2 separate regions of the Homo sapiens genome follow, and region 2 is linked to region 1. The links are chromatin contacts, found by Hi-C or POLR2A ChIA-PET in ENCODE. All regions are on one chromosome and are shown on one strand. The core of a region is the stretch at or near the end of the contact, and the rest is flanking DNA. Distances in the headings are between cores, read along the strand shown.

Region 1 (6,333 bases), core at 1,335-3,834:
TGATGCGCTGATCATGGAACTCCTCATCTCCAGCACTGAAGATGGCAAGGAATTTTCTTACATGTGTACGTGTAGTTTTGGCACTGTAGATGACATTAGTATGAAGAAACAAGCTGTCACCTGCCACAAAAGATCAGGCAAAGCAGTTTCTGGTCATCACCCAATGTACCAAAACAGATTCAAAGTTAGTTCTTATTAATATTCTTCTCCCTGACGAACCTAATGATGGATTTTTAAAAATGTATTTGAGTAAAAAAATAAAAATAATTTATAAAGTCTAAGTCTAGCAGATTAGGCCTCCCTGACGTAGTTGCTCCTAGAAAATGTGTGAGTTAAGTTTATGCTCTAAATGCCACTAGATGGCGGATGAATATTATTAAACCACCCAATCTTCACAGACAAGTTCTGGGAACGACACGCTTTCCTTCTCATCATCCTGCCCTGTCTGCAGGATCCTGGGAGGTCTCTCCTGTAACTCCAGCTTTTTTCAGTCCTTGTCTTTCCAGTGTCAGGTGAAAGGCAGATACTCAACCCCTAGAAGAGTCTACGACCCTGGATGGCAGGCACTAGCTTAATCCAACATATGATGAGTATGATTTTACTGTGGTCCAAACTCCTAATGCAGAAAATATCAAAAGCTTTCCAACCTTTGAAAATTTTATTTCTAAGTCTTTCAGAGCCAGACATTTGGAAGAAAGGGCAACGTCCTTGCAGGCATTTTGCAGAGCACTTGTTAGAGAGGATGTGCCCGGTGTTCTGTGATGCCACCTTCCTGCCGCACATCAGCCAGATGCACGTCTCAACCTCCCCACTCCCAAACGGGCAAACAACTCCACTGCTACCTAAATCTTTAACTTCTTAATTTCAGAAATCGGCCGGGCGTGGTGGCTCACGCCTGTAATCCCAGCACTTTGGGAGGCCGAGGTGGGTGGATCACGAGGTCAGGAGATCGAGACCATCCTGGCTAACATGGTGAAACCCTCTCTCTACTAAAAATACAAAAAATTAGCCGGGCGTGGTGGCGGGTGCCTGTAGTCCCAGCTACTCGGGAGGCTGAGGCAGGAGAATCGCTTGAACCTGGGAGGTGGAGCTTGCCAGTGAGCCCGAGATCGTGCCACTGCCACTCCAGCCCTGGGGGACAGAGCAAGACTCTGTCTAAAAAAAAAAAAAAAAAAAAAAAAAAGAAAGAAAGAAAGAAAAGAAAAAGATATTAATTGGTTCTTTTGGGGGGAGGCAGATGGGGAGATATTGAACATAATTGCTGGCACTCCAAAATTTGGGAGGCTAGTTTGGACTATACTTGAGTGATCTTATCAAAGGATCTAATTTTTTTTTAGTTCTTTAAAAATAAGGTTCTGAATTTGAGCTGCCTCAGCTGTATCCTCTCTGGAGAGAGTTGATAATGGGATTGCTCAAGCAGTCTTGTAAACAGAGAAGTGTCCTCCTGGAAAAAGAGCTGGGCTTTCATGTCATGTCACCACAGGAAGCAGAAACCCAGCACGTTTTGCTTTATGGTTTAAGATTTTGTTACATTCAATGTAATTTGCTAACTACGACAAAACTACCCCCCCCCCCCATTGTTTATAATTATCTAACTAATCATTCTTTTTTTTTTTTTTTTTTTTGAGACGGAGTCTCGCTCTGTCGCCCAGGCTGGAGTGCAGTGGCGGGATCTCGGCTCACTGCAAGCTCCGCCTCCCGGGTTCACGCCATTCTCCTGCCTCAGCCTCCCAAGTAGCTGGGACTACAGGCGCCCGCCACTACGCCCGGCTAATTTTTTGTATTTTTAGTAGAGACGGGGTTTCACCGTTTTAGCCGGGATGGTCTCGATCTCCTGACCTCGTGATCCGCCCGCCTCGGCCTCCCAAAGTGCTGGGATTACAGGCGTGAGCCACCGCGCCCGGCCAATCATTCTTATTTCTGGAGAAAAACCAAAGGTAGCTAATGCCAAGGCCCCTGGTTTAAGAACCAAGTCCCCTCTCCCATTTCCACACGGTAGATGCTGATTCCAGATTGCAGCTGGACCTGCTGACCTGAGAGAGTGCCCGTGGTCTGGAAAGGATCCATGTGAGGGAGACAGGACAAGGACCTTACAGTCTGAGAGAACACAGTATGGCGATGACAGGGAGCAGGGATCCCGGGTGGTACGCGAGGAAGGGACTGTCCTGTGGTGGATGCTGTTCCTCTTACGTGTACCCTAAGCCACCGTCAATTCCTAGCCCTGTGTGGGTGTCGGGAGCTGCTCAGGGTCTCCCCTCTGACAGAGGTATGATGTTCTCACTGATGAGCCACTGGCCTTTGCTGTCAGCTGAGACGTTGGCAAAGCACCTCCTCCTCACCCAGCCCCTCTGCAAGTGGTGGCCATGTGGCCACATGGCTTTCTGGTAAAGGATCTATTTCTTGGCTTGGCGAAGAAGGAGGGAGAGAAGCATTTTCCTGCTTCCAGATGAAGTCAACACAATCATTTCCTTCTTCCCTCCCCACTCTGCAGGCCGGGAGCTGGGCGCTTTCTCTCTCTGGCTTCCTGGAAAGGGTTATTGGAAACGGGGCCGTACGTGAATCAAAGGATGCAGAGCGAGGAGGGAACCGAGCCTGCCACGGTCAGGGGCGGCGCGAGGCGGGGAGCCCAGGCTCTGCGGAGGGAAAAGCCGGGCGCGGAGGAGCTTCACCCTCTTTTCGGAGCCCTGTCATTTATTTGTCCCAGTGTCTGAGCAGAGCTTTGAACGGTGCCGTCGAAGTGGAAAGCGAGCTGGGAAGAGCTCCCGTTTGGAGCTTCCAGCCGCTTCGTTCCGACTGCAGCTGCCAGCCCCTGTGGCTTCCCAGCTTATCACTGGCTGCGGTTTCCCACGGCGTGAACCACGGCCCTGACCTTCTGTTTCCGTCCAGAGCCCACGCTTCACTGGCTTTTAGGATTTTCCGAGGGATCGCCTGTCTCCGTCGGCGCCCCTGTCCTCCCCGCCTCCTCCTTCTGCTCCGGGTCCCTGGCAGCTCTGGGATGCGGAGCCAGGCTTCCCTCCTCCCTGAGAACTCCGGTCCCCTCTCATGTCGTTCTCTCCCTCTGTAGGTGCGTTTCTGGCTTGATAGGGAATTTTTCTCACGGAGCCACTTCCACGTGGAGTAGGAGAATTTTTACTTTTGTGGCTGAGTACGTTTCTGGAGCTTGGATAATAATACTGGGACATATCTAGCAATGTGCAGACTTGCTTTTCACGGTGAGTGAAAAGTACGACTTTTACTATTAAGAACTCTGTTGTGCTGCGTTAAGAGCTGGAACTGAGTCCTCATTTGAGGACTGTTAGGAAGATGGACAATCACCCACCATTCCCCGGGAACCACATCCGATGCGTGCACGTTACCGTGCCTGTCTGGAGACCAGCGGACTTCAATTCGCCTTACTTCAAAGGTCACTGGGAGGGAAGGTTGGGTGCCTCACTCATGGTCTGACATATCTGAGTCACACATCTCCCAAGCCACCATGTCACAGCCCGGGTGGGGCACCAGCCTCTCCACTCAGCATGAGGATTACAGGTTTGAAGTTGGCTTTTGTTGACACAATTGGAACCATTGCCAATTGTTTATATTTTGATAAGGATCTAACAATCATCTTGAAAACCACAAAGATGGTGATCATGAAGACACAAAGGCATATTTCTAATGAATTCAAGTTCATGTATGTTATCTAAATCAATGAGTAGGAAATTGAATTCTCAAAACACTGAGGTTTTGGTCTTGGAGCTGGGCAGGGTGCGAAATCATCATCTAGGGCGGTCGTTCGGCGGAACCTGGCTCAGAACACAGAATGTGGCCATCTGGCGGTTGCACATATGGATTACGTCTCTGTCACTTTCAGCAGTTACTATTACTTTTTTCTTTAGACAGTCTTGCTCTGTCGCCCAGGCAAGATCAGGGGCGTGATCTTAACTCAACAATCTCTGCCTCCTGGGTTCAAGCAATTCTCCTGCCTCAGCCTCCCAAGTAGCTGGGATTACACACCTATGCCACCATGTCTGGCTAATTTTTGTATTTTTAGTAGAGGCAGGGTTTCGTCATGTTGGCTGGGCTGGTCTTGAACTCCTGACCTCAGGTGATCCGCCCACCTCGGCCTCCCAAAGTGCTGGGATTACAGGCGTGAACCACTGCACCCAGCCCAGCAGTTAGTATTTTAACCAAGTAGTGCCTAATCTCTGCTCCCCTGATAAACTCAGCAGCGACCCCCTGCCCTGTATCCCACGCTACTCCACTTCCAGCAGGGACAAAAGCGTTTTCCAGCCCTTTCAGCAAGGGGGAGTGCTCTGCCCAGAATAGAGCTTCACTCCTCGGCCACCCATTCCCCAGCCATCCAGCACTGAGGGACTCTTGTTCCCACTGCTTTGAGAAATGTCCCCTGAGAGGTCAGACCCAGTTTGGACACTGCAAGCCTTCCTTCCCGAGGCAGGGAGGAAAAGGTGAAATGGCCCCATAATGCAAAACATTGCTCACACCCAGGTTTCACTTCCTGGTCAGAACGCAAAGCAAAACCACCTGCTCCAACTCAGTCTCTGGAAGGGTCCCTGGGAAGCAGGGAAAGGAGAAACAGTAGAATTAAAAAGTAGGCCTCCTGGCCCAGTGCAGGGGCTCACACCTGTATTCCCTGCACTTTGGGAGGCCGACGTGGGCAGATCACTTGAGGTCAGGAGTTCAAGACCAGCCTGGCCAACGTGGTGAAACCCCATCTCTACTAAAAATACAAAAAATTAGCCAGGTGTGGTGGTGGGTGCCTGTAATCCCAACTACTCGGGAGGCTGAGGCAGGAGAATTGCTTGAACCCAGGAGGTGGAGGTTGCAGTGAGCCGAGATTGTGCCACTGTACTCCAGCCTGGGTGACAGAGCCAGACTCCCCCTCAAAAAAAAAAACAAAAACAAAAACAAAGTGGGCCTCCTGTGGGTGAGCAGAGTCCCTTCTGGCTTGGGTGGGGAGGGGAGAAGATGCGCTTTTGTTAAACCCACAGGAAATAAGTCAAGGTCAAAAAGCTGTTTGAATTGGAGTCAGATCTATCTGAAGAAGTCTAATTTGTGTCAGAATCTTTGTCATTCTCTGCCTGTTGCTCAAATAGGGCATGTGATTATTGAACAAATCACGAGAGATAAGGAGGGCTGTTTCAGCTTTCCCTGGAGGTGGGGTGAGGGTCATAAGGAGTGGGGACTGGGGACCATGTATTATTTCCCAGTGCTGCCTAGGATCGAAGAAACAGTTTGTTGTAAATATTAATTGAATCAATGTTGCCTGAAATTAAAGGAACATTATAATTCGTGCCTGTGTGTATAACCCTCAGGCAATTAAACGGTGTAGAAGTCAGTCAGTCAGAGGCCCACTATGCAATAGCAGCTGTGAGGCAGTGTTTCCCCACCTAAATAAATTGTTTTATTTGATAAAGAATTTTCAAGCTGGATGCGGTGGCTCATGCCTATAATCCCAGCACTTTGGGAGGCCAAGGTGGGAGTATTGCTTGAACCCAGGAGCTCAAGACCAGCTTGGGCAACATGGCAAGACCCTGTCTCTACAAAAAATAAATAAAATAAAATAGCCAGGCATGGTGGCACGTGCCTGTGGTCCCAGCTACACAAGAGGCTATGGTGGGAGGATCGCTTGAACCCAGGAAGTTTTGGCTGCAGTGAGCTGTGATCATGCCACTGCACTCCAGCCTGGGTGACAGAGAGAGACCCTGTCTCCAAAAACAAAAAAAAAAAAAAAAAAGGAATTTTCAAACTGGGGCATATGGACAAAAGTTCACTCTTCTTACTGGGTGTGAGACCTCAGGTGAGTTACTTAACCTCTTTGAGCCTGTATTAGTTTGCTAGGACTGCCATAACAAAAGATCACAGACCGAGTGGTTTAAACAACAGAAAGTATTTTCTTACAGTGCTGGAGGCCAGACATCGGACATCAAGGTGTCAGCAGGTTTGCTTTCTCCCGAGGCCTTTCTCCTTGGCTTGCAGATGGCCACTTTCTTGCTGTGTTCATATGGTCTTCCCTCTGTGTTTGTCTGTGTCCTAATCTTCTCTTCTTATAAGGACACCAGTCAGATTGGATGAGAGCCCACCCTCATGACCCCATTTCAACTTAATTACTTATTTAAAGGCCCCTTCTCCAAATATAGTCACATTGTGGGGTTCGGGGGGGTGGTTAGGGTTTCAGCATATGAATTTTAGGAAGACAGAATTCAGCCCATAACAGAGCGCCAGTTTCCTCACTGGTAAAACGGATAAAATTTGCCCTCCTTTCTTGTTTTGAGACTCAAATGAGGTAAAGTAAGAAAAAGGACTTTGGAGGGTGTCAGGTGCTAGACAAAGGAA
Region 2 (6,333 bases), core at 2,084-4,583, 140 kb before region 1:
TACACAGAGGCACCAGTACGCAGAGGCACACAGTACACAGATGCACTGGTATGCAGAGGCACTGATACACAGATTTACTGGTACACAGGGGCACTGCGGTATGCAGAGGCACTGGTACACAGAGGCACGTGGTACACAGAGGCATCGGCATGCAGATGCACCTGGTACTATGAGGCATGCGGTACACAGATGCTCTGGAAAGAGCAACCATCTGATGGCAGGATACCTGAGCATGAGCCTCCTGGGTAAATTCCTCCACTTCAGTCTCTCAATTTCCTTCTCTCTAAAACGGAGGTAACACCATCCATCCTATTTCCCTGGAAAGGTTGTCGCCAGGACCCCATGAAACCACGATGCAAAGGCTCCCGGGGCAAGGGCAAAGTTTCCTAATTTGAGACCAGGGAAATCTAGTTCAAGAGAAGAGACTCATGATCAGGAAAAGGAAGGGGAGGACCGAGGGTAGTAATCACATTCAAGGAAAGTCAGCAGCTAATGTGGTAGGTGGAAGAGGAAAATTAAGCAGTCCAGAGCTGTTTAGAAGACGAAAGGTCACACAAAGGAAGGGACTTCAAATACATTCAGCTGTCCCACTGTGCTGCCTTGGGGTTATACAGAAACATTTTGCAGGGAATGCACACACACAATCACCAACAGACTTCCAATAGCCTCCTTGATGATAGGGAGGGGGGTGGGATTTGTTTTAAAATAGCCTTATTGGATAAAATTAAAAATGAGCAATTCTATTGCAGGCCTCCCAATTAAACTAGGTTTTCATTTACTGATATATGCACTGCAAAAGTTTGAGGACCACTGTTCTAAAACAACCTCGTAGTGTTGCTGACCCTCTCATTGCTATAATTACATGAAATTTCATTTACCCAGTAAAAATTATTAAGCATCTGCCCTGTGCCCGGTACCCTTCCAGGTACTGAGGATGTGAGGACAATGCTTTGTAAGATGCACACACATCAGGGGAGTTATTAACAAAAAAGGCATTTTCACCACAAGCTTATGATGCCGTCACTGCCAAATAACTATTCTGTTTTTATGATGCTCATTAAAAAGCCAGGAGGGGAAATGTCAGTGTATATTACCGAGCGAAAGACACCAATCTGAGAAAGCTACGTACTACATGATTCCAATCATAAGACATTCTGGAAAAGGTAAAACTATTGAGACAGTAGAAAGATCAGTGATTACCATGTGTTGTAGGGAGGGTGGGATGCACAGAAGATTTTTACGGTAGTGAAACTATGCTGTTTGATACTATAATGGCAGATTTATGTCATTTTACATTTGTCCAAAGCCATAGAATGTACAACAGGAGCAAACCCCAGGGCAAACTGTGAACTTTGGGTCATAATGATGTGCCAGTGTCGGTTCATCAGTTGGAACAAATGTACCACTGCAGTGGGGGATGCTGACAATGGGGGAGTCTGTGCATAGGCGGGGACAGGAGGTATATGGGAAACCTGTACCTTCTGCTCAATTTTGCTTTGAACCTAACACTCTAAAACTGGGTCTCAGTTTCCTCATCTGTAAAAACATGGGCTTCTGACTATGATTCGGATATCCCAGGGGCTTGTGCCTATTGAAGAGAGGGGAAATACTGGCTGTAATCTCTGTACGGTAGACCAAAAACCAGATTTAATGAAAATACACTGATGGTTTTCAGCCAGAGATGATGAGGAAAGCAATCCTCTTCTCCAACCTGGGATTTGCCTGGGGACCTAGTCTGAGAAATTCTTACACTACTAGGAGATGGCTCTGGGCTGGATTTTACAAAAGAAGAGTAAGGCCTGAGGAGCTCTGAACCCCCATCAGTCACAAGAGAGGATGGCTTCAGCCTGCTGAAAGCCAGCAGCATTTACAAATTCATGCCTGTGGCTTTTGCCAACTCTAGTGGTACCTTTCTGACCTCTTCACTTCTCTGACTCTTCAATAAATCGACATTTCTTAATATAGTGTCACCTTAACAGCAAAAGAGACCTTGAATTTTTGGGACTGAATTTATAAAACACTTAGAGGTTCTGGGGTTTTACTTAAAGCAGCTTGTAATTTGAAAAATGTACACGTTCTAATTATTCCAATCTCCAAGACATCAAACACATGGCATGAGGTCCCCATTGCTAAGTCCCCTTTCAGCTTCAGCTGGAGCCCTTGATTCCACAATCACAAGCAGCAAGGTGCCCTCCTCCCTTCTCTTCTGTCTGGTGCCCCCAGCAAGTTTTCAAGGTTCAATTCTGAGACTCTCCCATTCACCGTCCCAGCAGGTGGCCAAGGGCCCAAGGCGGGAGGGAAAGGTCGGCTTAGCTAGGGAAAGTTTTGTTAGCCTTATTGGAAGGGAAGGAGACATGCAGGAAGCAGGGCTGAGCCAGGTGGGGGAAGTCACCAGAACGACAAACCCCTGGACTTCCCACTGCCCAAGCGCGAGGACTCTCGGGGCAGCCGGCCCCTCTCAGGTTCTGCTTGCAGACACTTCGCTGGGGGCACTCGTTCTGCCTGGGAAAACTGCCCCAAGTCCCCTTAACACCTGTGTATGTCCTGTAGTGGGGTGTGGGGTGGAAGCGAGCATGTCACCAAAGCCTTTATTCAAAGGGCGAGTCCCTTTCCGCGGCCGCCAGGGAAGGGGGCCCCGCTACTGTGCCAGGAGGGCAGCTTGGGTTTAATACATGCCCTCCTCCACCCCTGTACCCGGAGCCCCTACCCACTTACCTGCTGACCGCACCCCTCCCAAAACCCCGCCAGCTCGCCCGGGACGGACCGCGAGTGGCCACGAGGGAGGCGCGCGCCAGGTGCGCTCTTCCCCCGACGCCGCCGTGCCAGGAAGGCCGCGCTCAGGTGCGCGCAGACAATGCGAACAAAGCCCGCACCCTCGGCGGGGCCGCGCAGCCCGGGTGCTCTGGGTAGGGGTGGCTGGGCAGAGGGGGCCCCAGTACCGGGAGCGTGAATCGGTCATCGGCAGCCGGCACTGGCGGGTACCCGGGCGCCAGAGCCAACTCGGGGCTGGGACTCACCGGAAGGAGAGCGGCGACCAGCGCTCGGTGCCCGGGCGGCTCTACTCACAGACCCGGGCGCGGCTCGGGCCAGGGGGCGCTACGGGATCACAGGAGGGGCGCCCGGGGCGCGGCTGCCACGTGGGACACCTGTTTGTCTCTCCTGGGAGAGGGCGGCACGACCCGACCCGGCTGAGGTCGGAGGAACTACCGCCAGGGAGGTGCATAGAGCCCCTCGCGTTTTTTAAAGCGGCATCGGCCCAGGTCTGCAAATAAAAAAGTACTTCACTTCTACGCGGGTCACCCAGCCTCCGAGCGGTGCAGCCGCGAACACTGTGCCGTCAGCTGACTCCTCCACGGGCTTTATAGCTCCTTGAAAAAATGTTGACTTTGGCATCTTTTCTATTTGTCATGGCAATTGCCTTTTAATTACCTGTCCCTCCTATTGTTGCAGTTGGGTAATAAGCCGACCTTTTGGCCATCATCCTTGCTTAAGATTGGAGGGCGTTTGATTTTTAAAAAATCAAATGCCACAAAGCACAATGCTGAGCATGATGCTTTATATAAAGTAAGCTCTCAATGAACGTTGACTATGACTGCACAATCCATAATTTCCATACTTCATTTAAAAACTGCCAGAGCATGCCTGTTCATTGCAAAAAAAAAAAAAAGAAAAGAAATAACAGTAAAAAAGTTGATAAATCAATCATTTTCCAACACCCAGAGATAATCAGTTAACATTGTGGTGTATGTTCTTCCAATGTCATTCTACCTATGCAAAAATTTATATATTTTTAGTTCATTCCATACAAGCTGTACATTACTCAGGTTTTCCATTTCCTTTTTTTGAATGTCCGTTTTAAGCCACTTCATAATGTCCTAATGTACTTAACCTATCTGCTATTGTTGAATATTAAACTTTCCATTTTAATAATACAATTAGATGTCTTTGTGCTTTTGTCCAATTAATTCCTTAGAATAAACTACGAAAAGGTAAATTTCTAGGATACAGGTTTTATACAACTTAAGACTTTTGATGCCTATTATCTAATTGTCCTCAAGGAAGGTTGACCTGCTTCCTCTTTTCCATGCTCCTTCCCATTATTCTTGTAAATGTCAATCTGATAGGAAAATAATTTGCTTTACACCTTTCCTGTCTGTAGTTCTCAGTTAATTTCCAAACCTCCGACACTGACAGCTTCCAGTGAAAGTGGCCCGTGGTGACTTTAATGTTGCAAACCTCATTGAAGGAGGCTAGGAAAGGACTCATTTTTCCTGTAATTCATTTCTCCCAGTAACATTTACTGAGCACCCAAAAATAAAAACAGGGCCACACCAGAGCAGCAGACATAATGTACCACCACATCATCCCCACAGGGGACAGCAGTTAGTCTTGAGGTCTAACTGCTGGGGAGGGATGGTCTCTGCCTCTAGATCAGCATTGCCCCAGAGAAATACTGACCAAGCCACGTGTGTAATTTTAAATGTTCTAGTGGTCACATTTAATAAAAAGTGAAAAGAAACAGCAAGCTGGATTTCAGTATTAACCTAAACATCCGGAACATTATCTCAACATGTAATCAATAAAGATGTTTTATGCTGTCTTCAAAGTCCTGTTTTTTTGTTTTTTTTTTTTTTTTTTTTGTTTGAGACAGAGTCTCACTCTGTTGCCCAGGCTGGAGTGCAATGGCATGATCTTGGCTCACTGCAACCTCTGCCTCCCAGGTTCAAATGGTTCTCCTGCCTCAGCCTCCCGAGTAGCTGGGATCACAGGTGCACACCACCATGCCCGGCTAATTTTTGTATTTTTAGTAAAGACAGGGTTTTGCCATGTTGGCCAGGCTGGTCTCAAACTCCTGACCTCAGGTAATCCACCCGCCTCAGCCTCCCAAAATGCTGGGATCATAGGCGTGAGCCACCACGCCTGGCCAATCCTGTTGTATTCTATACTCACAAGCACATCTCAATTTGGACTCGCCACATTTTTAAGTGCTGTATAGTCAAATGGGGTGAGTGGCCTGTGCTGCTCCAGAGATGTCCAACAAGGGCAGACCCCAGGTCCTCAAGAAAGTGGAAATTCTACCTTTGACAACCCTCTCCCTGTACCCCTTATGCTGTTTAACAGGTACCAGCATACTTTGACCTTATCAGGCTTACCTTGGAGAAGCCAAATTTCAATCCTGGTTGTTCCTGAAGTATTTGGCATGTCTTTAATTGGGGGCGGGGGGGGGGGAGGTATTTCACATTTTCATTCTGTGATTATGAAGAACTGAAAGCATAAATACAGTGAAGATACCTGTTGCTTCAGACTTCTTCACATCAATGTATAATCAGTCTGTCCGGGGTGTGCACTTGGGCAGGAGGGAAGGCAGGTGGTGCAGGCCCTGGTGAGTGCTGAGTGCTGAGTGGGTGACCAGCAGGGGTGGAGGCTTTTTATGCAGAAAGCTGGGTAGCTACTTTTGTCATCCATGACATCCCTTCCTTTGTGAAGATTTACAAGGATTTAAAAAATAAAGTTATTATGAATTACAATCATTCTAAGGGGCATGTAAGCTTCTTGCTTCCCAGGAGCTTGCCTTATTCATCTTTGCAGCCCAATGCCTGGTAACTTGCACACAGTAAATGCCCTCAGAAATAAAACCCCATGTCCTCCACTGACTGAAAGGACCCCCTCTTGTCCAAGGGGACCCCAGAGAAATATTTTTGAGACTGAGTCTCGCTTTACTGCCCAGGCTGGAGTGCAGTGGCTGGATCTCAGCTTACTGCAACCTCCGCCTCCCAGGTTCAAACGATTTTCATGCCTCAGCCTCCCAAGTGACTGGGATTACAGGCGCCCACCACCAGGCCCGGCTAATTTTCGTATTTTTAGTAAAGATGGGGTTTCACCATGTTGGCCAGGGTGGTCTCGAACTCCTGACCTTAAATTATCCAGAGAAATCTTAAAAGCGGAGTTCCCATATATGACTGGAAGGGAGACGGGAAACAGCTTGTTATACCTGCTCCTTCACTATCAGCCATTAGTTTTTTTTTTTTTTTTGGAGAAAGGGGCTTGCTCTGTTGCCCAGCCTGGAGTACAGTGGTGTGACCTTGGCTCAAGACCTGCCTCGACCTCCTGGGCTCCATTAATCCTCCCATCTCAGCCTCCCGAGTAGTTAGAACTACAGGTACGTGCCACCACACCAGGTTTTTTTTTTTTTTTTTTTTTTTTTTGGTAGAGATGAGGTTTCCTTGTGTTGCCCAGGCTGGTCTTGAGCTCCTGGGCTCAAGCAATCTGTCCATCTCACCCTCCCAAAGTGCTGGGGTCACAGGCATGAGCCACAGTACCCAGCCTTCTTTC

The links. A loop is a pair of places that touch in the nucleus more often than their neighbours do. ChIA-PET counts read pairs that join two places held with the same protein, here RNA polymerase II (POLR2A). Pooled maps may share reads with other maps.
Region 2: a loop to region 1 is called in a pooled map, with 6 times the contacts of the local background. The contact joins the promoter of VWA2 here to the enhancer-like site in region 1. A Hi-C loop is called at or near these places in 1 of 168 maps with a recorded cell type or tissue (Caco-2), 1 of 37 single-sample maps with no recorded cell type and 6 of 50 pooled maps. POLR2A ChIA-PET finds 5 or more read pairs at or near these places in 2 of 52 experiments (AG04449 and T-cell).

What each region holds. Positions count from the first base shown.
Region 1 is chr10:114,097,546-114,103,878 of GRCh38, reverse strand. No RefSeq gene overlaps it. Among named protein-coding and RNA genes, the nearest start is that of ADRB1, 57 kb to the right of the region's middle. Within about 2 kb of position 2,584, at least 7 of the 41 ENCODE cell types and tissues checked have a DNase peak (open chromatin) inside an H3K27ac peak, as active enhancers do.
Region 2 is chr10:114,236,254-114,242,586 of GRCh38, reverse strand. VWA2 (von Willebrand factor A domain containing 2) reads right to left here and starts at 3,333. Exons shown (of 14, transcript NM_001272046.2): 1 at 3,018-3,333. RefSeq lists an enhancer at 2,714-3,422.